Regions from separate parts of the Mus musculus genome. Here region 2 is linked to region 1. Evidence: chromatin loops called from intact Hi-C (ENCODE). Cell type or tissue: left cerebral cortex. All regions are shown on one strand. Each heading gives the region's core, and the rest is flanking DNA. Links, peaks and the distances in the headings are about the cores only. Region 1 holds the start of 4933412E12Rik (RIKEN cDNA 4933412E12 gene). Region 2 overlaps Best3 (bestrophin 3).

Region 1 (16,872 bases), core at 4,094-12,093:
CTGAGAGCCACTATGTATGAATGCTACGAGCTGGGATTATGAAGGTAAGGTAACCACCTTAACTGTCTCCCAATCTCTGGTGACACGCATGACGCAAGAAATTATTCACATACACACACTCCGGTGAATAGATTCATGTGTGCGTGGGTTGTCAGGAGTCTTTGAAGGCAAGTAATATAACAGCTAATTTAAAGGGTGAACGGATTTATAACCTTAGAAGCCAAAACCTTTGGGTGTAGGCATCTCCACAGTTGCCTAATACATCATGGTTCTGGTCCTTTGAGTTTTCCCTCACAATCCCAAGAGGGCAAAGGGAAACAGTGAAAACAAACAAAACAGATCTGAGGTTTCTAGCAAGGAAGAAATGTGTGTGTGTGCGTGTGTGTGCCCGGGCGAGCAAGATTGACTGCAGTACCAGATGGAAGAGTTTAGGAGTCCCAGAGAGCAATTTCACCTGAGCCATGCGACAGTTTAAGGTTAGGCTCAAGCACACGCCTGAGAAATACACTGTGCTAGGCTTGTTGCAAAGACATTTAACTACCACTGTTTAATAAATACACAAAACAAAGCACGTCCATTAAAAAAAAAAAAGAAGAAGAAGAAAAAGAAAAAGCAGCGGCAAAGGCAGGCAGTGTTAGGCGTGCTGGGTGCCCCTCATATGCCTGTATTCTTACAAAGGCGCAAGTGTCCCCGTAGGGACACACTCATCATTGCTTGTGGTCTTAGCCTGGCTCCTCCGGCCTGAAGAATGAGCAGACAGCAAGGATTATCGGGGTCCACTTTATTTGGGAAAAGCAAGCAAGGCTGGTGAAGGAGAAAGTTAAATAAAACAAAACAACCGGAAGTTAATCCAGAAACAATGAAGTGATGGGATGCGTAGCTGTGCTGGCCGGTTTCAGCAGGTGTGTCTACTTCTCACGCCGGATTCTTCTGGAAAAGTTTGCGGGAAGAAATCCCACTTCGGAGTAGTCTCCTCAAGCACAGAGGGAGGGGCGCTTTCTTAGGGTTCTCCTGCTTCTGATATCCCATGGGGGCCAAGCCTCTTCCCCGCCAGGGGGCGCGCGCAGGGGGTTGTGGTCGGGGGCACGAGGTAGCTCCTTAACAGCTCTTGGACAGTCATCACGCTCCACTGCGTGGCACGTCTCCAAATCTGGAAAGTCTCGAGAGGGACAAATCAATGCTGATAGCATCTGTGCACCTGTAGGCCCAGGGTTCAAACTCAAACTGCAGCCTGCTCAGGAAACCCAGAAAAGCCACATATTGCAGGAAGGGCATATATAATGAGGGCATTGGTGTGACCTTCAGGACAAAGACTTACTTGAAAAATGGAAGTCTTGCAAAAAATGGAATATTGTGAACCTTTTTCTATTTGCCTTCCTGATGAAAAGCAAAAACAAAACAACACCAACAACAAAAACTACAGCCACTTTTCTATATCAGTGTTTTGGGACCCAGCTTGCTTCTTTTCCCCAAATACCTAGGATTCCAGAGACTAGATCTGCCGTAATTTCTTGCCATTTTCTATTGATGGGCATTCAGATCGTTCTTCTGAATTCTCCCGATCGTGCAAGGCTTCCGGGAGCACAAACTCAAAGTCGGAAGAGGAGTTCCGAGGGAAAGGCCTTATTGAAAACCAGGCACACACCTGTGGGGCACTTCAGTGACCTGTGTCTGGGACTACATTAATTATGCACCACTGCACCTCGCCCGAGGGCTGGCGGTTGGCGCTTTCCAAATGGAGCACTGTAACTTTGATAAGTCTTGCTATGCTCCCCCGAGGCTTCTGACTCGGAGAGATTATTTTTTTCTCCCCGTTTCTGCATATGCCCAAAGCCTTTCCATTTGAGTTCTTTTGTCAGTGAATGATCTTACATAAGTAAAGAAATGAACTATGAATTTCGACTTCTGTGCTTGAGTGACGGGCGCTTTATCATCTAGGCGATGGCATCAGTCAGAGAGTGGTGGGGACCGGGATGGGGGAGGCAGGTGACGACAGTGTGCTTTCCCAGACAATGCTCATCTGTAAGGAAAAACATATTAGAAAAGCAAACCTCTTCAGGTTTCAGCAAGAAGGGTTTTTTGTTGTTGTTGTTGTTTTTAATCTTGTGTTTGTATCTTGTTAAAGCCATGACATTTTGACAGTTTCGAATGTCTTGACCCCTGATGGGGAGCAACAGGAGTCTTACTTGGTCTTCCTGTTTTCTAGACATCTCTTCCTCCTCAGTCTCCAAAACCTGCTCCCACTGGGTTCACCGCCTACCCCTTTCTCTTCTTCCGCTAAAATGACATTTTGGAAATTGCACTTTTCCCCTGATGTTAATAACTCCCTCAGTTTAAAACTCAATTGATGTCAGACAGTAATTGTTATAAATAAAAAAATAGTCTTTATTCTAGTTCTCTTTTCACCAGAAAAGTTTGATAACTTTTTTTAGTGTCGTTTGAATGAAAATGGCCCCAATAGGCCCATTGGGGAGTGGCACTATTAGGAGGTGTGGCCTTGTTGGAGTAGCTGTGGCCATGTTGGAGGAAGTGTGTCACTGAGGGCGAGTTTTAAGGTTTCAGAGGCTCAAGCCAGGCCCAGTGATAGAACTCTTTCTTCCTGCTGCTTTCAGACTGGGATGTAGAACTCTTGGCTCCTTCTCCAGCACCATGTTTGCCTGCATGCTACCATGCTTCCCATTATGATGATAATGGACTGAACCTCTGAACTGTAAGCCAGCTGCAATTAAATATTGTCCTTTATAGGAGTTGCTGTGGTCATGGTGTCTCAAACAGCATTTGAAACTCTAAGTCGTGTAGGTCTGTTGGAGAAGGAAAAGGAAAGTCTCCATAGAATTGTTTCAAAAATACATTGCTTGGTATAAATAAGGAAGCCAAAATTACAATGTATCCTAGTCCTGACAGGTGCTTACCCTGAGTGCAATGAGTTGGAGAGTGTTTTCAAAATCTCAAAATAAATTCTAATTCTAACATTTACATTTTAATGACAGCATTCTAATATTGGGGGATATATTTTGTGGCTTTTGAATGGTAGAACAATTTCACAGATAACAAACTGAGCTAACCTTATACCACTGATTTACAGCCCTTCTTGCTGATTATAAAACGTACCGCCTGGGCTCAGTGACTGCCTAAAATTTTATTATTGTTTGTTTGGTTTTTGATACAGGGTTTCTCTTCATAGCCCTGTGTCTTAGTTAGGGTTTTACTGCTGTGAACAGACACCATGACCAAGGCAAGTCTTATAAGGACAACATTTAATTGGGGCTGGCTTACAGGTTCAGAGGTTCAGTCCATTATCATCAAGGTGGGAGCATGGCAGCATCCAGGCAGGCATGGTGCAGGAGGAGCTGAGAGTTCTCCATCTTCATCTGAAGGCTGCTAGGAGAAGACTGGCTTCCAGGCAGCTAGGAAGAGGGTCTTAAAACCCAAAGGCCACACCTCCTAATAGTGCTACTCCCTGGGCTGAGCATATATATAAAACCATCATAGCCTGGCTGTCCTGGAATTCACTCTGTAGACCAGGCTGGCCTCAAATGCATGGAGATCTACCTGCCTCTGCCTCCCCAGTGTTGGGATTAAAGGCTTTAAATGTAAAAGCTTAGAATTTTCATGTGCTTAGAATCAGGAGTTATTTGCATCGTTTACAAGCTAGGACAGAGGAGATGGCTCAGTGGGTCAAGGTTTTGCTGTGCAAGCATGAGGATCTGGGTTCAAACCAGCAGTCATTTAAAGCAGGTGCTGCAGGGGGTGCCTGTGCTAAGGATGGAGCAGAAGCAGGTGGGATGCTGGCCAGTCTGTCTAGCGGAGACAGTGAGCTTTAGGTTTAGTGAGACATGTTTCAAAACTGAGGTAGATCTGAGACACCTGACAGGTCACCCACGCACATGTGCACACACCTGCATGTACCACACATATATGTAAATAAATACAAACAGAACCAAAGCTCTAGAAACCAGCGTCTGTATTTGGCAGGGTATTCTAAAGGAATAGAACTGTCCTCCCACCACACCCCTGTGTGTGTGTGTGTGTGTGTGTGTGTGTGTGTGTGTTTGGATAGGGATGGGGTAGTCCAGCAGTAGCCATTTCTACGGGGGGAGCCCTACAACCTTGTAGTTTCTCAGTCTATGAAACTAGAGGTCTCAGCTTTTTCCAGTTTGATGCTAAAGGCTGAGCAGACTCCTGGAGAGTGGGTGATCTTTAGTTCATGCTAGAATGCTGAAGAGGCTGGAGTCTGATGGGGCATAAAGTGGTAGAGGTGGCGCAGCAGCAGCAGCAGCAGCAGCAGGTGCACCCATCTGCAAGGGCAAGGCTGATGGCAGGCAGCACGGTCTTTTTCTTCATCTCTCCTGCTGCCCACTCTGACCTAGCACAGGACATCTCTCCCCAGTACATTCTTTCTGAGAATGCCCTCACAGAGCTGCCCTGGGGCATGTCTCTTAGTTGACACCAGGTTCCTATCTAGTTGATGGTGTGTGTGTGTGTGTGTGTGTGTGTGTGTGTGTGTGTGTGTATACGTCTGAGAGGTGGGCCTTGTTTCCCAAACTCCTGGACACCCAGATGCCACTGGGAACCTTGAAGGTCTGAAACAGGGCCCTCTGGCCATCAACAATCCTGGGGGGCCAGGGGGAAGGGGAATCCAGCTTAGCTCAGGAGTGAGTGTCCGTGTCTGGAGGGAAGACGTCTTGGCTCTGTATGCCGAAGGCTTCCCTCCATGGCACTTCTTGATGAGAGAGACAGTCCTTGCTTGTCCAAACTGTTTATTGGCAATGGAAAATGGATGCATAAAGCGTACTCAGGGTGGACCAGAGATTAAATCCCTTTTGCAGGAAGAAATGTCCTGGAAGGGAAGCTTATTGGCTAAACCCTCAGGGCCTGCCCATCCTAAGATACCTCCTTAGCATGGAGAACTCATGCTCTGTGCTCTGTGACTAGTTGTCACAGTCCTTATGTGGGGTGTCCTGGTCTGAATCTGCTCACCCTTCCCAGTTCTTGTCTGCTGACGCGGTTCGACTTGCCTCACACAGAGGTGGGTGGGAACAGAAGCTAGAGCACACCTGGAGACAGCGACTGGGAGGGGAGAGGCGGAAAAGACAGAGACTGTGTGAAGGATCTCCTATCGGCTGGATTTCACGACACATAGCATCACACCAGCACCCAGAAATCTGTGGTAAGAGGATCACGAGTTGGAGGTCAATGGGGTTGCATGAAGAGACTTTGACAACACACACACACACACACACACACATACACATATACATATACATACACATACACACACAAACATGCAGGCCCACAAAGAGACCACTTTCCATATTTATTGAAGTTTTTGTTTGTTTGTTTGTTTGTTTTTTGAGACAGGGTTTCTCTGGGTAGCCCTGGCTATCCTGGAACTCACTCTATAGACCAGGCTGGCCTCGAACCCAGAAATCCACCTGCCTCTGCCTCCCAAGAGCTGGGAGTAAAGGCCTGTGCCACCATTGCCCGGCTTTACTGAAGTTTTGAGAAGACTAAACCAAGAGATTATCAGACTGTAGGTGGTTATGATTGAGAAATATTAAAATCTGGCTGAGGGACCACTACATGATAGAAAAATCAAACATTTCTAAATGGCTTACTCTGAGCATTAAAGATGGGGACTCTGTGGGAGAGGAATGAGAAAAGTCTGAGGATTAATGAGGCCTGGCATACATAAAAAAGTGTGTGTGTGTAACACTGGTCAGGACTTATGGTGGATTCAGGGTGACTGGTTGAATTTCAGAGGGCACAAAGGTAGGGTGCACAGAATACTTGCAAGCAGTTCTTTTGTGATAGTCTGGAAATTCTCTTTTGTCACCTAAACTGAATCCTTTAGAAGTTTTCTTTTCCTTTGCTTTAAAGGGTTAACAGAAGCAACTGTGCCCGGATGGTTGTGCAGTTAAAACTCTCTGCCTGTTGTCTTTCTACTCAGAAGGCAGTTTGGCGAGACTTTCTGTCTAGCATGCCCACTTCCTTCTTGCACCTTAGACTGCTCCAGTGCCTCCTTGGAATGAGCGTTTCCTGTGTAGGAGTCTAAAGCCAGCCTGACAGTTCCCCCGGGGTAAGTGATCTGATGGCTTAGGAGATCTCCAGAGGATTTTCTTCGTGGTCAGGAGCTGCAATAGGTATAAAATGTCTGACCTGTAGCATGTCCCTTCAGTGAAGATATGTAACATTTTTTTTAATTGAGGGTTTTTTTTCTATTATATTTTTGTTTGTTTCATGATTTTGGACATTTTTCTTCGGGGCATCATTAAAAGTTCCATATAAAGGCTTTTTTAAAAAAGGCTTCTCCCTGCTTGGTGTGACGATTGCATCCAAGAGCTATGGAGGAAGCAGCAGCCCCAGCCATGTGGTGGCTTCCTTCCCAGGGTCCGATGCTGGCTCTACTGTGGCTTTCTATGCTGCACTAGGCTTCCTGCCCCTTCTGGATGGATTATGTGTGCAGGCTGGAACACAACCCCTAGCAAGCTTATGTCATACAAAGTATACCTGTTCTCTGTGGTGGCTACAAGGTCCACTTTATGGCAATCTTCTTCACTGTGGTGCTAACCAGAAAGAGTCTGGTGAAGCCTTCAGTTTGTTGTTGAGGAGAGAGCTGGATGTCACGGTGGGACTCTGAGAGTCCTGACAGCTTTCCCTGGCTGTCCTAGAACTAGCTCTATAGACCAGGTTGGCCTCCAACTCACAGAGATCTACCTGCCTCTGCTCCCGGTGTGGTGGGATTAAAGGCGTGTGCCATCACCACCCGGCTGAGTCTTCAACTCTTCACCATTGCAGAAACGTCCACATATAAATTCCGAGGTTCTCCTCATCAACCCACTCCATAAAACCATCAAAAGAAATTCCGATGCTCGGCGGGTCACTAATCCAGTGTGTGTGTGCAGGGAGAGGCGTGGGCCGATATCTGCAGGCACTGTGGTCTTACTGTTGGCTCTGGAGACCAAGGGAGCGCGTGAGGGAAATTTCACCGTCAAACCAGGACCTGCTCCTTTCCTCCAAATTTTATCCAAGCATCTTTATATTTTGGCACTACTTTCCATTTCTCGACATTAAACCAACCGAGTGTTCCTACGCCTGCTATCTGTGGGAGTTTCCAGTGTTTGAGTGGGAACTCCTAGAGTTCCAGATAATAATAGAATTGAGCCCTATACCTCAAGATGTCTCTTACCCTCAGGCCTTTGTACTTCTATTTTATTTTATTTTATTTTATTTTATTTAATTTTGTAGTGTAGGGATAGATCACATTTGCTCAGCAGGTAACTCCCAGGCCAGGAGTCACTTTTCCTACTGTTATCCAGCCGAGCCTTCTAACTGATGAGCGAGTCTTTGCTCTCTCCTTTCTCCTACACAGCTTTTGTTAAATCAGGGCTGCTTTCTTTATCATTCATATGTGTTTTGGACGCTGGGGAGTATATTGGTGTCCTAGTTTGCAAGAGAAAAGAGAAATGGTTCTGGGTCTTGAGGGATGGGGTTAGTTTTCTTTTTGTTTTCCCCTCTCTTAAATGATTTCTGAATATGGAAAGAGGGATAGTAATGCATTCAGACATTTCATACCGTGGCTCCTCTATAATTTGTCAGAATAGTGGTGTCTATATTTTAGGAAAAAATAGAAATCTACACTCATGCAGCCTAAATTTGTCCTTAGTGTTCAGCTATTCAGAATTATAGACTTTTCTAGAGTAAAATAAAAAGTTGTAAGACCCCAGCTCAATGTTTTTCTTAGACCCCTAGAAACGAAGCCCAGCCCGGAGTTTTTTGTTCTTTTGCCTTCAGCCTGAGAGAATGATGGCCGATGGGCGACCCACCCAAGCGCCTGACCCATAGTGTAAGGGATCAAGAATGTTTACTGAAGATAGCCTGTAACCTTTCCGTGAGAGATGAGCTGTAATTCACCATCCCCATTCTTACGATGTTTACTCAGGTTCCCCATTCTTTGTGCTCTTATCTTCCCCTTACTTTGCAGTTTATTCTTTAAAAACCCTTGACTGCAACTGCTGGGGGCCGATCTCCTCTGCCCCTGTGCGGGTTAGGAGCTCGGCCTCAGCATGCTGATTTCCGAATAAACCTCATGCAATATTGCATCAAGAACGGTTTCTCTCGAGTTATTGTGGTGCCGGCTCATCCTGGGACTTGAGCGAGGGTCTACCCAAAACGGTCTTTCAAAATGACTGTGTTTCTAAAAGCTCGGCAATATTAAATCCTGCTTTTGGCTAGCTCTTACTTGGAGCCTAGTAATTAGAATACACTGAAAATTTCAGGGTCCCAAAAGATAGATCAATTATGCTTATATTACTTATTTATTCCTTATAAAATACTAGGCTTCCCAATGTTTATTCCCCTCAAGCCCAGACTCTACAATCCTGTGGCTCACCTGTGTCTTGGGTTGGGATTGCTGGTAGCAAACTGGGACTGGGATCCACTCCACGCAGCCGCAAGTATCCGCTTATCTGGAAAGAACTCTTTTCATGGGGTTAATAGCAGAGCGCAGAGCACTTCTGGTCCTGAAAAAATTATCATAAATCAGAAACTTGTTGGCTAATGTGTTATGTTTGTGGCGTGACTTGAACTGTGTTCGGGTGGTGGGTTGCTGAATGTAGACTTGTTGTTGCTGTTGCTGACAGGATGATGGCTTTCTGCCTGAATTTCAGTGTTGTTATGAAAGATATCCCTGCAGGCTAACATTTAGGACAATTTTGTCATTCACATTCCAGTTCTCAAATTCCAATTTAACTTCTGGTAGAATAGTCCCTTTTTCAGATTCGTAAAATCAAATTCCTTATGCACGCATCAGAGAGGTGCTTGGTGATTCAAACACATGTTGAAGTTTTTGTACCAAAAGCAGCTGCAGAAACTTAAAGTAGGATTCAAGTTCACCGGAAAATGTCTCTTCTGAAATTTGGACTCTGTTTCTACGGAAATAGGATAGGTCTTCAGAATCCGTAATTCCACTAAGCTCTGGGCTCAATCCACATGCCTTGTTTAAGCTTAGCGTTCTTCATATCCTGAAACCCGCCCCTCCGCTCCCTTCCCCGACTGTTGCTCCAAGATCAGAATATTCTGCTAATTCATCAGGACAGCAAGAAAGCACATTCTCTTGGGTCCCTGTGTGTTGGATAAGTTAGGCCCGTGAGAGTTCTGTAGTTTCCCCAAAGCCCTTCACCTTGAAACATGTTAACAAGATCCCAGAGTCTAGGATTCTGACTGCATTAAAACAAACTCAAACTGGTTTGGTTTTGCCCTAATTGGAAACTGTTAGGAGCATGGGTGTGAAGAACACTGACAGCCATAACATCCTGTTCTTACCTGAGGAAAAGGCCTTCTCTTCATAGCACTAATGGCAAAATGGCTGACCACCGATGCTAGGCTTGTCAGCCCATAGCCTTCGTCTTCAGTGGGTACAGAGCATCTCTTTGTTCTTCCACTGCCGGCAACCCCTGACTACTGATCAGGATCAGGTCGGTCTCGTTACTGAACACTGAAGGTCTAGCCTGTGCACTCGCTATTTGGAATGTACATCTTCAAGAAAACCAACAAAACAAAACCTCTCTGTAGATCAGGCTGGCCTTGAACTCACAATCCTCTAGCCTTAGTCTTGAGAGTGCTGCTGTTACGAGCGTATACTGCTTTGCTTGGATCATAAGAAATACACTGTCTAAGAGTATTTTCTGGGCCAGCAAGATGGCTTAGTAGGTAAAGGTGCTTGCCACCAAATCTGATGACTTAAGTTCAATCCTTGGGGCCTACATGGTGGAAGAAAACCAACTCCTGAAAACTGTCCTCTGACCTCCATACTCGTGTCAGGGCACGCATCACCCTCTATCCATATAAACAATTAATTAAATGTTAAGCAAGATTAAAAAAAACATGAAAAGAATATTTTTCTGGTGACCAGTAACAGCAATCCCTTCAAAGCTATATTAAGCAAAACTAGAGAATTACTTTAAGTATTTTGAGGGGGTAAGGAGACTGTACTCTGTAAAACTAGGAAGTCCTCTCTATTGTATAGAGAAATACATATTTGTTTAATGAATGGCTGGGGGGGGCAGGTAGAAGAAACTATACAATTTAGAGTCTAAGGTCTTTGTGAAGCCTTCAACCCTCTAAATCTCTTATTTCCTTTTTCTTGAACCATAGAAGTGGCCTCAAATGCAGACCTGGCTATAGCCGGTCTAATGAAGAACGCTGCAAAGCAGTGGATGTTCCAGTTCCCAGATGTTTTTGTACAGGAATTTCCAGAGCTGCTTGTATCCTTCCAGAGTTTCTGGTATCGTTTCCTCTAAAGCCAGAACCATGTGGCCGAAGCTGCCAAGTTTGTGTGCTTGCTGGGGCTGGAACCTGGCCCCCTTGGTCAAATACATTTTCCTTCACTGCTTCAGCCTGGCTGTCCTGGACCTTGCTTTGTAGACCAGGCTGGTCTGGAACTCGCTGTGTAGACCAGGCTGGCCTGGAACTCAGAGATCCACCAGCCTTTGTTCTCTGGGTGCTGGGATGTGAGGTGTGTGCATCTATGCCAACCCCTAAGCTTTTTTTAAATTCCTTTTCACAAGTTGGAAGCTTGCTTGGGTGGAGGTCTTGCTCTGAGGGCACTACTCCCTTTAGTCCATTTGGCAGCAGGCTTTTCTTTAAACCTTTTGTTTTCTTGAGCCCTGGACTTTAGCTCCATTGCACTTCCTGGTGCTCTTTTTTCCCTCAAACTGCATAGCTCATTTTCTTTTCATTATAGATCTGCCTAAGACTGGCCACTAATAACTAATATGATAATTGACATAATCAATACTTGGCTGTTTTGAAATCTCCTCTGCCAATACCATTAATCTAAAACTCTTCAATTTAGCCTCAGATTTATGTATGTATGTATGTATGTATGTATGTATGTATGTATTTATTTATTTGTATATTGGACAAAGGCAGAAAACAGCCACACTCTTCACCAAAATATCACAAGTATGATCTCTGGGCCACTTACTAATATTCTTCTCCTCTGAAACCTTTTGATCTGGGTCATAATCTACATTGTTCTGTCTTCCGTGTACCTAATAGGATGGCCCATTAAGTCCTGCTTAAAATGTTCAATTGCTTTCCCCAATCCAAGTTCCAAAGTCCATATTGCACCAAGAAACCCGGCTTGTCATAACAATACCCCACTCCTGGTACCAACTTCTGCCTTAGTCAATGTTCTATTGCTGTGAAGAGACACTGTGTCCACGGCAACTCTTACGAAGGAAAGCATTTAACTGGGGCCGGTCTACAGGTTCAGTAATGTAGTCCATCATTGCCATGGAGGGGAGTCTGGTGGCATGCAGGCAGACATGATGCTAGAGAATGGGCTGGGAGATCTACATCCAGATCCACAGGCAGCAGGAAGAGAGAGACACAGGGTCTGGCTTAGGCTCTTTGTAGACCAGGCTGGTCTGGAACTCACTGTGTAGACCAGGCTGGCCTGGAACTCAGAGATCCACCAGCCTTTGCTCTCTGGGTGTTGGGATGTGAGGTGTGTGCATCTATGCCAACCCCTAAGCTTTTTATAAATTCCTTTTCACAAGTTGGAAGCTTGCTTGGGTGGAGGTCACCCAAGCAAATCTCAAAGTCCACCCCTAGTGACACACTTCCTCCAACAAGGCCACACTTCCTAATCCCTGTCAAGGACCCAATTATAATAATTATAATATAAATAATTCCCAATGACCAAGCTCCAAATATATGAGCCTCTGGGAGCCATTTCTAGTCATGGCTCTACAGTAACTCTCCCCATTCTCAAACAGTGCTAGAGCCCACTCTCTAAGACTACAGATGATCTTGTAGTTAACATACATGTGGGTCACTGTGGGATTCACACACATTAGCATTACTGTCTTCTGTAGACCCGTGATGTTTTGGGTCTTACATTGAATAAACTGAAGAGCCAATCCTCCAAATGTTCATATACCAAATAGAGCATTCTCCCTGTGTGTCAACCATCTCCTCTTCCTACCTTTACAGAGTTCTCTGTCAAGCAGAGTGCCTGTTCTCAAGACACAGACTAAAGAGAAAAGAGAGGAAAGTCTACTTATGATTCATGGGGAATATGCACTGCAAGAGTTAAAGCAGCAGTTCTCAACCTGTGGGTCGCAACCCCTCTGGGATCAAATGACCCTTTCACAGGGGGTCACCTAAGACATCAGAAAACACAGATATTTATGTTAAGGTTCATAACAGTAGCCAAATTACAGTTATGAAGTAGCAACGGAAATAATTTTATGGTTGGGGGTTAGTATACACTATGAGGAACTGTATTAGAGGGTCACAGTGTTAGGAAGGTTGAGAACCACTGAAATACAGTGTTCTGGGATCACAGGTAAGGAGTTAGGGTTGGGAGGCAGGCGAGCATCAGGGAATGGTTTACAAAGAAACTGGAGCATGGGTTAAGTAATTACCAATTCCATATGATAAAAGATGTGTGTGTGAGCCGGACAGTGGTGGTGCATGCCTTTAATCTCAGCACTTGGGAGGCAGAGGCAGCAGATTTCTGAGTTCGAGGCCAACCCTGTCTCGAAAACCAAGACAAAACAAAAAGTGTGTGTGTGTGAACATCTCTTTAGAAAAAAAATGTGTAAAACAGGGAGCCCATAAAGTTTTCTCTTAATAGTAAACTTGTCTCCTTTTGTTTGAGTCTTTGGATGGTAGGAATTTTTTGTAGAGGTGTGTGTGTGTGTACACATGTGTGTTTCTGTATGACTCACTGTGTCACAGAATGTGGTGAGGTACACTAATTACATATATTAAACCACTTAACTCTCAAAACCTTGATGAGGTAGACATTCTTATTTCCAATTATCAGTGAGAAGATTGGCGATATTGCAGATGAACTCGCCTAAGGTCACAGAGGTCAGTAGGTGGCTGATCACAGGGACCACACACATAGCTTCCTTTTTATTACCACCTCCTTGATGTACTCAACAGAATGGCAGCCCCTGCCTCTGAGTATCACAAACATTGGCGGAAATACCGAGGATGACTGCTCCCTCCCACCCCCCATCCCTGAGTTTGATTTTCAGGGCTTGATTCTGTCTGTACTTTGTTTTTTGTTTTCCAACTTGGAAGCCCGAATGTGGGATGGAAGTTTGATAAGCAAAACAAAACAAAACAAAACAATAGATATAGTTCCTGTAAAAGATGAGAGACGGTCTTTGGAAACTGAAAGTGGAAGGATCTGGGTTTACCAGCTCCCCGCCCATCCCATCCCCCCCCCCCCCCCCTCCCCGGGCCCCTAACCTCCTACTCCAGCTTCAGGTATCCACAGACGCGGAATTTCAGGTCGGTTCTGCTTGTCCTCAATACACAGTCCAAAGCCTCTTACCATCCCAGGAGAGTTCACATCCTCCAAAGGCAGCCACAGGATTTCCAGCCAGAGTGGTTCCCAGGGAAACCGCTGTAGAGGGACCCTGGACTCCGCGCGTGGATTAGCCTGCACCGAGCCCCTCCTGTCGCCAGGGGGCGCCGCAGCGCGCGAGTCCCCCTCGCCACTCCCTCCCGGTCCCGCCTCTAGTCCCGCCCTCTCTCCCGGGGCGGGGGCGGGGGAGGGGGAGGGGCGGCCGCTTCTCCGCCCGGCGCTCGGCGCAGGCGCAGTCGGCTCTCCCTCCCTCGGCTCCCATCGCAGAGAGCGCCAGCCGCGGCGGAGTGGAGCGGCGTCTGTCCGCCGCCGTCCTCCGCGTCTCCCGAGCTGGGCACGCGCACCCTGCGGCTCTGCGAGCGCTGCCGAGCGCGGGCGGCGGCCGCGGCGGATCCGGCAGGTGAGTGCGGCGGCGGGAGGGAGAGGCGGGCGGTGTGAGCACCGCCCCCTCGGCGCCTCGCCTCGCGCCCTTGTCCCGCCGGCCCGGAGCGCGGCCGGGCAGGTGCAGGAGGCGGCGGGGAGGGCGCGGATCGCGCCCGCCCGTCCGCCCGTCCGCCCGCCCGCTGCGGAGCCCCGGGGACCCGAAGGGCGGCGGCTCCGGCGCTCACCTGGCGGCCCGCGCGGCCTCGGTCGCGGAGTTGCTTAAGTCGCGGGCGGCGCGGTTGGCCGGGGATGTGCGGGGGTCGCCGGTTCCCGGGGTCTCCCCCGCCGCGCTCGGCCCAGCCTGACTTCGGGAATCGGGACCCCGGGAGTGGGAGAACAGCGGTTCCCCCTGCGTGGGCCGCTCGCCCCCCGCCGCCCGCGGAATAGCGAGGCTGGGGAGAGGATGGTGCCGGGTGGACGCTGCAGCACGCGAAGAGTTGCCAGTTGTTGGGGATTAAAACATCGATCCGTAATGGCTGGCTGGCGCACTCTCCTCCGAGTTAGAGCTGGTGCCCCAGAGGCACTTTAGTTTCAAGGAAATGTTGCCTGTTCCCAGCCTACCTGTTTAGACACTTCTCAGTGTCCCCCGTGTCAAGGGAAAGAGCCCTGTGATCTTTTGGCTCTGGAATGATTGCATAATTGGAGGAGAGGCCGATAAGAGGATTAAAACAAACCGTTCTATTGTAAATCTCTTGAAAGACCCGGTTTCTGTTCATTACACTGTTCTTAAGTTTTTGTTTCTAAACAATGAATCGAGAGGAAAAGGAGGCAGAGTAGGTATGCAGCCCATCGTTGTAAATATTTGATACTGTTAAATATTTCACCAGTTTTATGGGGCCTTGTTCAGTTAGCATGTGTTATTTATTTACCAGGACTGTGCGTTTTCAGAGGACTTTTCATGTTTGAATAGACACTGCATTCCGAATCTACTCCTCAAGGCCCTAGGGGAATATATTAACTGAACTTAACAGTTACACAGATTTACTCAGCAATGCATTCTTAACTATAAGAACAGACGTCTTTCAACTTTTTTCTCTTTCCGGCCCAAGGATGTTTTGAATTAATGCCTTCTTTTGTGAATGAGCGTGCTTGATGAGACGCCTCATTGCTTACATAGCAAGTCATTTGTGCTAGCGAATGATTCTCACCTTCCACTGCCTGGTTGATGTTCAGTTTCTTTGTGGAGCTTTGATGTCTCTGTTTAAATGCAGCTGTACTTTTGAATCAGTGTAATTCTATACTCTGAGACATATTCTTTGCCTCAGAGTTTCTTTATGCCTCTACTCTGCAGTATACGTGGATGCCCTACAGATATATATATATATTTTTTTAATGGAAAAATTACTGGGACTTGCCCACCCCTCATATTTACGCCGTGGCAGAATGGAAGCTAGGATATAACGTTAGTTTTGTATGTATTGTATGGGTTAGATAACCCATGCTTTTCTGCTGAGCGGGTCTCACAAAGGCTTAGCTCTAACGAAAACGGATAACTTTCAGAACCATCTCTCACCAAGCATGCGACCTCGAGTAAATCATTTATTGAGCATACTCAGTAGAAACACATTCAAATGTCAGCAGTTGCTCCTTTAGTAGTTGGTTGTTTCAACCCAACATGAACTTTATAAAGGTGGGATATGAGTTTAACTGGACATTCCATTGAGATGGGGCGCGCAGGGAGGTGGAGGAGCTTCGGGGGGAGGGAAGAAGCAAGAAGTGTTAACTTGACTGTGGCCTGGGCACTGGGCTGGTGGGCTTGTTGTTTGAGGCTACGTTGGCTTGTTGGTCCTCAGGCCATTTTTTAGGTTATAGATAGCTTTATCAGATTTTTCAAACCCGGAAACCGAAGTGCAGAAAATCAAAATAACTTGCCCGAAGTACATAGTTGTCATTTATAGTGGCTGATCGAAAAGCCAGTATTAAAAACTATTTGAGAACCCCAAATGGAGATTTAAACTCTGTTGTTTAAACTCCTTATGCTACTGGTCTATGCTTTCTGAAAAAAGAGCTTTGCATTTAGAGGGCAGGCCAGTGGAAGGTGTTGCCATTTGTGTGTCTGATTAAAAACTATTCCAAGTGTCCCGATGGTGACATCCCTGTTGCCACTGTTAAACTGAGATCGAAGTCCTGATCTAAGCTTGCTCCAGCTCATGTACCCTCACCAACCAAGAGATAGGTCATTTATATCCCCTTGCCTTTCGTAGCTAAGGGAATTGATACACGAGTGATTGTGTAGCTTAGCCAGGATCGGATAGCTGGCAGGTCGATTAGAAGTCAGGCAGCTTCGGTAACAGGGCTTCAACTGTCATAAACCCACGGCTTCTTGTGGTATAGGTTGTGACGCCTTGTTTGCTCTTAGTCACAACGTCCAACCAGTTCATGCTTGAAGGATTGCCTGGTCTTAATTACTGCTCTGCCACTTCATCTGTAGGTCGTAATGCTGAAAAATTGTTTTTAATTTAGCTTTTATGAGATAGTTATATGAGTGTAATATGTAATTCTTATGTCACCAGAGGCTTTTGAATAAAATATTCAGTGAGTATCTACTTTGCAAGCCAGCGGGGGTTAAAGGAAGCTATAAAAAGTTGAAGGTAGGAACTTACGATACTCTTATATACTATATAATATGTTCCTCAAAGCTTAGAGGGACCTGGGATATAGCTCAGGGTACAGGGGATTGCTTAGCTTAGCCTGTGAGACTGCAAGCTCAGTCAGTTTCTAGGATGCAAAAAGCAACAGCCTCTACCAAAACAAAACAGAAACAATTTAGGAGGATATATGTGTGTGTGTGTGTATGTATATATACACACATATACATATGTATATATATCACACATATGTATGTGAAAATCTATGTATACATTTGGTTGAGTATTCAAAGATCTGTAGTACTTGGGTACTGGGGTGGAAGCAGAGAGAAACAGTAGGTAGGGTGTGTGTGAAGGTAAGGACAGAAAGTTATAAGAATATTGTTCTTGAAGATACATTTTAAAGCAAAACATTTGGCCAGTACAATGCAGGTCAACAAATTTCGCTACTGTATCTACTTGATACCTTAA
Region 2 (8,000 bases), core at 1-8,000, 58 kb before region 1:
AAGCAGAGGCAAGAGCCTGGCTTCCAAAGGTCACAGCACAGTGCCCGCTTTCTTAGTGTGTGTCTGATGTATAAAGACCAGAACTGGCCCCTGCGAATGACTTGGAAGACCTAATGTGTTCTGTTCTGTTTTCAAAGCAGCTCTGACCTCATGCGTCTAGTGGGCGTGATTACAGTGGGCGTGATTACAGTGGGCGTGATTACAGTGGGTGTGGTTACAGTGGGTGTGGTTACAGTGGGCGTGATTACAGTGGGCGTGATTACAGTGGGCGTCATTACAGTGGGTGTGATTACAGTGGGCGTCATTACAGTGGGTGTGATTACAGTGGGTGTGATTACAGTGGGTGTGATTACAGTGGGTGTGGTTACAGTGGGCGTGATTACAGTGGGTGTGATTACAGTGGGTGTGATTACAGTGGGTGTGATTACAGTGGGCGTCATTACAGTGGGTGTGATTACAGTGGGTGTGATTACATTGGGTGTGATTACAGTGGGTGTGATTACAGTGGGTGTGGTTACAGTGGGCGTGATTACAGTGGGCGTCATTACAGTGGGTGTGATTACAGTGGGTGTGATTACAGTGGGCGTGATTACAGTGGGTGTGATTACAGTGGGCGTCATTACAGTGGGAGTGATTACAGTGGTTGTGATTACAGTGGGTGTGATTACAGTGGGCGTGGTTACAGTGGGTGTGATTACAGTGGGTGTGATTACAGTGGGTGTGATTACAGTGGGTGTGATTACAGAGCTTTGGGAAGTTGAGAGCGCGCATCCCACCTCGCTGGCCTTTTTTTGATCCACATTTGAAATAGTGTTTCGACAATTTAAATAATAAAAAAGTTGTCTTAACATAATTCAAACGAGGAGCTTGGGAGAATGGGACTTAATCTGGGGAGTTCTAATTCCCATGTCAGCTAGATTGTTTTAAAACTGTGGTGCTCTCAGTCAGGAGGCTACACCAGCAAGAGCTGGTGGGGAGCCTAAGAGCCTATCAGGGCAGAGGCCCCGTGCAGAGGGCAGTTGGCCACAGGCGGCAGAGCTACCAAGCCCATTAGAGGGGAACACTTACTTTTTTTTTTCCTCATCCTTCTTTTATTAAATTCAGAATCAAACAATTAAAAAATGAGTGAGCAAATGGATAAGAGAAAAAAGAGAAAATGAAGGGGTCACAGCAGAAATGATATTTATCCTCACCAGCATCTGCTGTCACCTGAGTTTTTGATCTTAGCCATTCTGACTGGTGTGAGATGGAATCTCAGGGTTGTTTTGATTTGCATTTCCCTGATGATTAAGGAGGTTGAACATTTTTTTAGGTGCTTCTCAGTCATTCGGTATTCCTCAGGTGAGAATTCTTTGTTTAGCTCTGAGCCCCATTTTTTAATGGGGTTATTTGATTTTTCTGGAGTCCACCTTCTTGAGTTCTTTATATATATTGGATATTAGTCCCCTATCTGATTTAGGATAGGTAACGAGGATGTGGAGAAAGAGGAACACTCCTCCATTGTTGGTGGGATTGCAAGCTTGTACAACCACTCTGGAAATCAGTCTGGCGGTTCCTCAGAAAATTGGACATAGTACTACTGGAGGATCTCGCAATACCTCTCTTGGGTATATATCCAGAAGATGTTCCAACTGGTAATAAGACACATGCGCCACTATGTTCATAGCAGCCTTATTTATAATAGCCAGAAGCTGGAAAGAACCCTGATGCCCCTCAACAGAGGAATGGATACAGAAAATGTGGTACATTTACACAATGGAGTACTACTCAGCTATTAAAAATAATGATTTTATGAAATTCCTAGCCAAATGGATGGACCTGGAGGGCATCATCCTGAGTGAGGTAACCCAATCACAAAAGAACTCACATGATATGTACTCACTGATAAGTGGATATTAGCCCAGAAACTTAGAATACCCAAGATACAAGTTGCAAAACACATGAAACTCAAGAAGAACGAAGACCAAAGTGTGGTCACTTTGCTTCTTCTTAGAATTGGGAACAAAACACCCATGGAAGGAGTTACAAAGTTTGGAGCTGAGACGAAAGGATGGACCATCTAGAGACTGCCACACCCGGGGATCCATCCCATAATCAGCCACCAAACCCAGACACTATTGCATATGCCAGCAAGATTTTGCTAAAAGGACCCTGATATAGCTGTCTCTTGTGAGGCTATGTTGGTGCCTGGCAAACACATCAGCTATTGGATGGATCACAGGGCCCCCAATGGAGGAGCTAGAGAAAGTACCCAAGGAGCTAAAGGGATCTGCAACCCTATAGGTGGAACACTTACTTTTAACCTCATGCATGGTGGAATGAGGGTCAAAGCTGTGACTACGGCTTTACAAACGGACAAGTAACCCTGGGGATGAACTGGGAGGCAAGGGGCTTAGGGTTAGGAGAAAAAGTGAATGGCCAGAATGTTGGGTTTACCCAGCCTCCTGGAGGACAGTCATCTCGGTAGTCACTTGTGGAGAGCCGTGCGTGCCGCAAGCAATCGCCATTATAAGATGGCACTGGCCTCCGCTGTGCCTAACTAGTAAACAAGCCTTGTACGCAGGTGTGAGAGTGAACTCACTCCTAGTCACTGCCCATTCTTGGGGCGTAATAGTGGGGTGATGGGCGAGCAACGAATCAGGAGCTGTCATGCCACATCAGGTGCTGAAACGTCACGCTGCGGGCTATATAAGCAGCGCCATTTTCCCGGTTCGGGGTCCTCCTGAGAAGTAAGCAATAAAGCTTGGCCACAGAAGATTCCGGTTATCCTGAGTGTGTTCTTGCCGGAGGGGACAAAAGCTTGGGATAAGTGGTGCTGAAACCCGGGATCGAACCAGGGACCTTTAGATCCGCGACTGTCACTCAGGCTGGAAACTGCCCTAGATCCTCCACCTTCCCACCACCTCTTTGTGGCCTATTTGAGTGTTCGGACTAAGAGTTATGACAAACTTGGTCTCCCGCACCGTTCCTGAGGCGTATCTAACTACACGATACCACCTCGGCTATGATGTCACAGTCCCCACGGCTTGACGGAGGCACTACAGCCCAGCCCTCTGCCCCCCCACCCCAATACAATTGTATTCGGCAGATGTTCTTGGCAAAGATAATTACACCGTGCACACCTGATACTATTTAAAGATGAGGACTGAGCACCCAAGGTGACCCCGTCTGGGCAGGCGGAAGAGTCCCCGTGGTGGTGATGAACCTAGCGTACATTCATTTCTATGGGAGGCTTGCTGCTCCTTCCTTTCTGGCACATTAGGGGAAAGGAGATCAATGTGCCAAGAGTACATTTTTGAGGAAGTGAGTGATTCAGGACTTGAGCTATTTTTAGTGGTTTATAACATAAGCATGCAATCATATCTAGCAGACTATGTGTTTTCTTATAAAGCTAAAATAAATTACTTGAACATACTGGCTAAGAAATGATTACTGAAAATACCAGGCTAGAAATACATTGAATGGAAAAAAATATAAGTAATGAACTTTAGCAATATCTTTGCTTGCTATGATATGCACTTTCCTGTATTTGATAATTACTATTATCTACTGTGCCAGCTTGGATACTTTGTATACATTGAGTGCAAATTTGTATAATTAGAAGATGGGGATTGTGGCAAGGTAAACATGCTTAGAAGTTCTGTCAGAAAGACAAGTGAGAGTCATCATTTTGAACACAAATGATGACGTTTTCCAAATTAAGTCTTAGACTTTTCCATTTCTAGCTAGAAGGAATTCTTAGCAGACTGGGCTATTTCTCCTCTCCACTGAGTGGTTCCTTTTGCCACGTGGATCCTTCTAGAAGATTACTGCAAATGTTCGGAGGAGTGGCATGTTATTTAAACAGGAGCTGTGAGCAGACTGCACGTACACATCTGAGCCTGTGGGCGGTCAGCTGCACGGAGAGCAAGCACTGCTGCTATGCTCGGAGCTCCGTTTCGCAGGGTTGCAGTCATCTGTCACAGCTGTCGGTGTTCTAAAGCTCCCGAGGGATTACTGTTTCTTTCTTCTGTTGGGTGTTTTGATTTTCATGGCAGGATGGAAGGGAGCTATGAGACTTCAGGTCTTTGAGTTCCATACACTGTGTCCCTCATCATCTCCAACACTGCTGTCACGGGTAACTCAAGTAATAAAAATGGAATTCTAGAGTGACCCATAATGTTATCACATGAAGATAAAAGCATTTTCCTTCTATTTTTAAACACACACACACATCCATGTGGCAAAAGGATCCACTTAGTAGAGAGAAGAGGAGAAATGAGAAATAGACCAATCAGCTAAGAGTTCCTTCTAGTTAGAAATGGTAAAATTTAAGACTTGTTTTGGAAAATGTCATTTGTGTTGAAAATGATGAGTCACATTTATCTGTCTTTCTGGCAGAACTTCTAAATATGTTTATCATGCCACAATCCTGATCCTCTAATTACACAAATGTGCTCTATCTATCTATCTATCTATCTACCAACAGTGCTGCTTTTAAGCATTTATTCTAGGGACAAACCTTGTTTTATAAGTGTTATTTTCTCATTAATTAATTGGTTAGTTAATTGATCACTGTTTTGAGACTGAGCCTTCTCTCTCTATAGTCCCAGGCTGACCTTAACTCCTCAAGTGCTGGGATTACAGAGCTGGCTTGTAAGTCTTTATTACTGTCCTGCCAAGACCCATGTTCACTTAGGGTTTGGGTGTGTGTGAACAGTTCTTTTGGCTGTCTTCAGAATTTTCTTCATCTTGGTTGATAATGTCTTCGTGGCTAAACTAACAGAGAGATGCCTTCATTAAAACAGTAGTGTCTCGCGCCAGGACAAAAGGGCAAACTAAGCACTAGGCTGAAGTGACCTCCGGTGAGATGGAGGGAAGATTTCAAACATGGAAGAGGACTTTTTCATTGCTCGATCAGTCCATGAGCTGGCTTGCCAAACGCAGGTTGCAGGTTATACGGCAATTATCACTGATTATTAAATCTTTCTAATTTGGGTACTTCATTCAGATTCTGTGTGTGTGCGGGTGTGCTCGTGTGTATAAGTGCTCGTGAGCGTATGTCACGGCATGCCTGTGACAAATGCTTCAGCTACTTCAGATCCGTCTCCCCAGTCCTCCTTTCTGAGTTTTAAGCAGGGAATTTTCCTTCCAAGTTTTGACTCTGAAGCTTTGCTTTTTTTTTTTTTTTTTTTAGCATATTCTATACAAAATCAGAAGATGGAACATCAGTACTGATTTGATATTGGAATTTATGAGGGGCTGGAGAAATGGCTCAGCGGTTAAGAGCACCGACTGCTCTTCCAAAGGTCCTGAGTTCAAATCCCAGCAACCACATGGTGGCTCACAACCATCCGTAACGAAATCTGATGCCCTCTTCTGGAGTGTCTGAAGCTACAGTGTACCTTTTTTTTTTTTTTTTTTTTTTTTTTTTTAAAGAATTTATGAAGCCGGATTTTTTAAATAGCACTTTTTAGATCTGATTGAACAGAGGCAGATGGCTTCACTGAAGCCGCCCCTGGATTAACACACTATGATACCAGATGCTGTGAACGCCTCAGGCGTCACCCCTTTATGGCACCAGACCTCACCCCCCTCCTAGGCCAGCCCAAGCCCCTTTGCATTCTCCCAGGAGTTCACGCCTTCGGATGACATTTACCTGCTCCCTCCCCATGTCATCCTTTCTCTTTCTTACGGCTGTGACTAGTGTCTGGCACACAACTTACTCCACCGTAGGAATCTGGGAAAAGAATTACCCGCGTAAATGGACGCCTTCTATATGTGACAGTACAAGTACACACATAGTTTAAATTTGTACTTCAGATTTGAGGGGGTGGTATTTCTTGATGCATAGCTAGCGTGGGGGGAAGAGAACCTATGGTTTGAACGTGTTCCTTAATACTGACAACAAAGGAGACTCTCTTTCATGTGGAGGTGCATATTGTGTGAATGTGAAAGTCCTTTCTAACTCTGATGAATGCGAGCAGCGCAGCTCCCCAGCCTGCCCTTGCTGGGGACTTTGGTTCGGTGTTCAAGGACATTTTCTTGATCTTAGAATTTCTGACTACAGGTCTGAAAAGGTGATATAAAAAGAGATGCCACCTGGATCGTACACCTCGGTCCCTTTGGGTCAGTGCATAACAACGAAAGACATCCTGCATATCAGATATTTATATTACGACTCACAGTAGCAAAATTACAGTTATGAAGTAGCAACAGAATAATCTTTTGGTTGGGGGTCAGCACAGCACGAGAAACTGTATTAAAGGGTCGCATCGTTAGGAAGGTCAAGAGCCGCTTGCCTTTAACAGAATATGATTAAATGTTTCCTCATTGAAGCATGGCTTTCATATTCTCATCTGCAGGGACACATGAGCCAGCCTTGGCTACCTCAATCCTGTGCCTCCCCACTGTCTACTGTAGTTAGTTTGAGAATGGATGTACTAGCCAACCGTGGCGAAGCCAGCACTTGAGTTTGGAAAGGTGGGGAATCGTGTGCTCTATCCATGTGATTAGGGAGGTTATAAGCTTGGAGTGGCCCAATGCCTTCTTGAGGAGAGGCTGCCTGAAAGCTAAGCCTTGGGACAGAGGCCCAGAATGGGGTGAGAAAGATTAGACAACCGCGAACCCCTCGCATTCCCCCAACCTCTGGAGTGAGCCCTTCCCAGAGTCAGGCTGATTTTTAGGTCCATTGGTTTGAGTTTGTTTTTCTGTCTCAGGCGACTAGAAACCTTAAGTACCACAACCACAGGAAGCATTGGCAGTCATGGCGCACAAAGGTGGCACTGTGAAGGCCTGACCTCCCATGGCCTGTGTTCCCACAGGGAAAGTCTCTGGAGTGTGAAGTGTCCCTTTGATGGTCCTCGCTCTTGCAGAAAAGCCAGAGCAAGTGAGCTGTTGCCTAACGGTTGCTTTGATTAGTCAGTTCTAGCGGAGTTCAGGGGGACCTCTCAGAGTCTCTCGTCTGTTGTCCCCTCTCCCACCCTACCACTCTCCCTTCCGCTGGCTTTCCCTTGTGGCCCCTCCATACCGGGCAGCTAAGTCAGTCATTTTGATGAGAGGCCTTCTCTTTGACAAATGATAATTTTTTCTGCAGTTTTAAATAATATATCTTCCGCTTTTCTCTCGTTTGTCTTACTTTCTGTCCCTACAGTTGACTGAATATGGAAAAGAACTTAGATTTATTTAGTCTTTCTGTGCCTCAGTCTGGAACCCACAAATCAAAGGCCCGACTAACTGATAACGATAACAGTATTCTGTAACCACGTCTCCAGTATCTTATGGTTACAATCTCATTGACTATTCCCCATCACCTGTGGGAACACACATCATCTCAGAGAACTTGTCAGCTGTCTATGTTTTCAAAGTTAGGAACAGGAAGAACAATTTAAATCTTTTTGAGAAGCACAGAAGTTGGCGAAATTATGACCAGGGCAAATATGGGGATCAAACAAAAGTCTTGCATCTCCTTCAATAGTCTTAGCCACGGTGCAGAAACAGCTAAGTGGGCATCAGAACCGGGCACAGAGTGTCAGGCAGATTCCCAGACTCTGGCTGTGAAGTCTGCTTCCTTTACTCCACGTGGTAGAGCTTCAGATACATTGTGTTCTTCCGTGGAAGGGGTTGGGGAAAGGACAAAGTGTATTTAATTACCTAAAAGCAAGCTCACAGAGAAACATGTTAGGTGGCTGTGTTGCTCTGTGACTAATTCCCTAAAAGCAAGCTCACAGAGAAAAATGTTAGGTGGCTGTGTTGCTCTGTGACTAATTACCTAAAAGCAAGCTCACAGAGAAACATGTTAGGTGGCTGTGTGGCTCTGTGACTAATTACCTAAAAGCAAGCTCACAGAGAAACATGTTAGGTGGCTGTGTTGCTCTGTGACCGAGAAGGAACTGGATTTGCTGAGGAGGGTCAGCAATGGGCAACCGCCCTTCCTCAAGAGTGGGCTGGAAGGAGGAGCGCTGGCCTGGAAGGATGGAATTGTCCAGCCTTGGAAACAAGTCTGTGTTATTGCGGGCAAC

What was found. Hi-C counts contacts between places; a loop is a spot of excess contacts. Peaks named below come from ENCODE experiments on the same cell type or tissue, not always from the same donor. Only the 100,000 strongest peaks of a DNase experiment are listed, where the experiment ranks them.
Region 2: a loop joins it to region 1, with 2.3 times the contacts of the local background. A loop is called at or near these places in 5 of 42 quality-filtered maps.

Annotation. Positions count from the first base shown.
Region 1 is chr10:116,947,178-116,964,049 of GRCm38, reverse strand. 4933412E12Rik (RIKEN cDNA 4933412E12 gene) reads right to left here and starts at 13,488. Exons shown (of 3, transcript NR_038026.1): 1 at 13,358-13,488; 2 at 8,393-8,522; 3 at 771-2,020. Gm40768 (a long non-coding RNA gene) reads left to right here and starts at 5,107. Exons shown (of 3, transcript XR_872055.2): 1 at 5,107-5,170; 2 at 5,881-6,079; 3 at 10,156-10,396. It overlaps Rab3ip (RAB3A interacting protein), which reads left to right and starts at 13,597. Exons shown (of 11, transcript NM_001359645.1): 1 at 13,597-13,790. In left cerebral cortex, for the core only: no CTCF peak of the experiment used is centred there; DNase peaks (open chromatin) are centred at 5,984, 7,075 and 7,360.
Region 2 is chr10:117,010,061-117,018,060 of GRCm38, reverse strand. The region is part of intron 9 of Best3 (bestrophin 3); the gene reads right to left. Among named protein-coding and RNA genes, the nearest start is that of Gm46182, 27 kb to the right of the region's middle. In left cerebral cortex, for the core only: a CTCF peak has its summit at 3,836; DNase peaks (open chromatin) are centred at 3,274, 3,869 and 5,724; H3K27ac peaks cover 926 bases.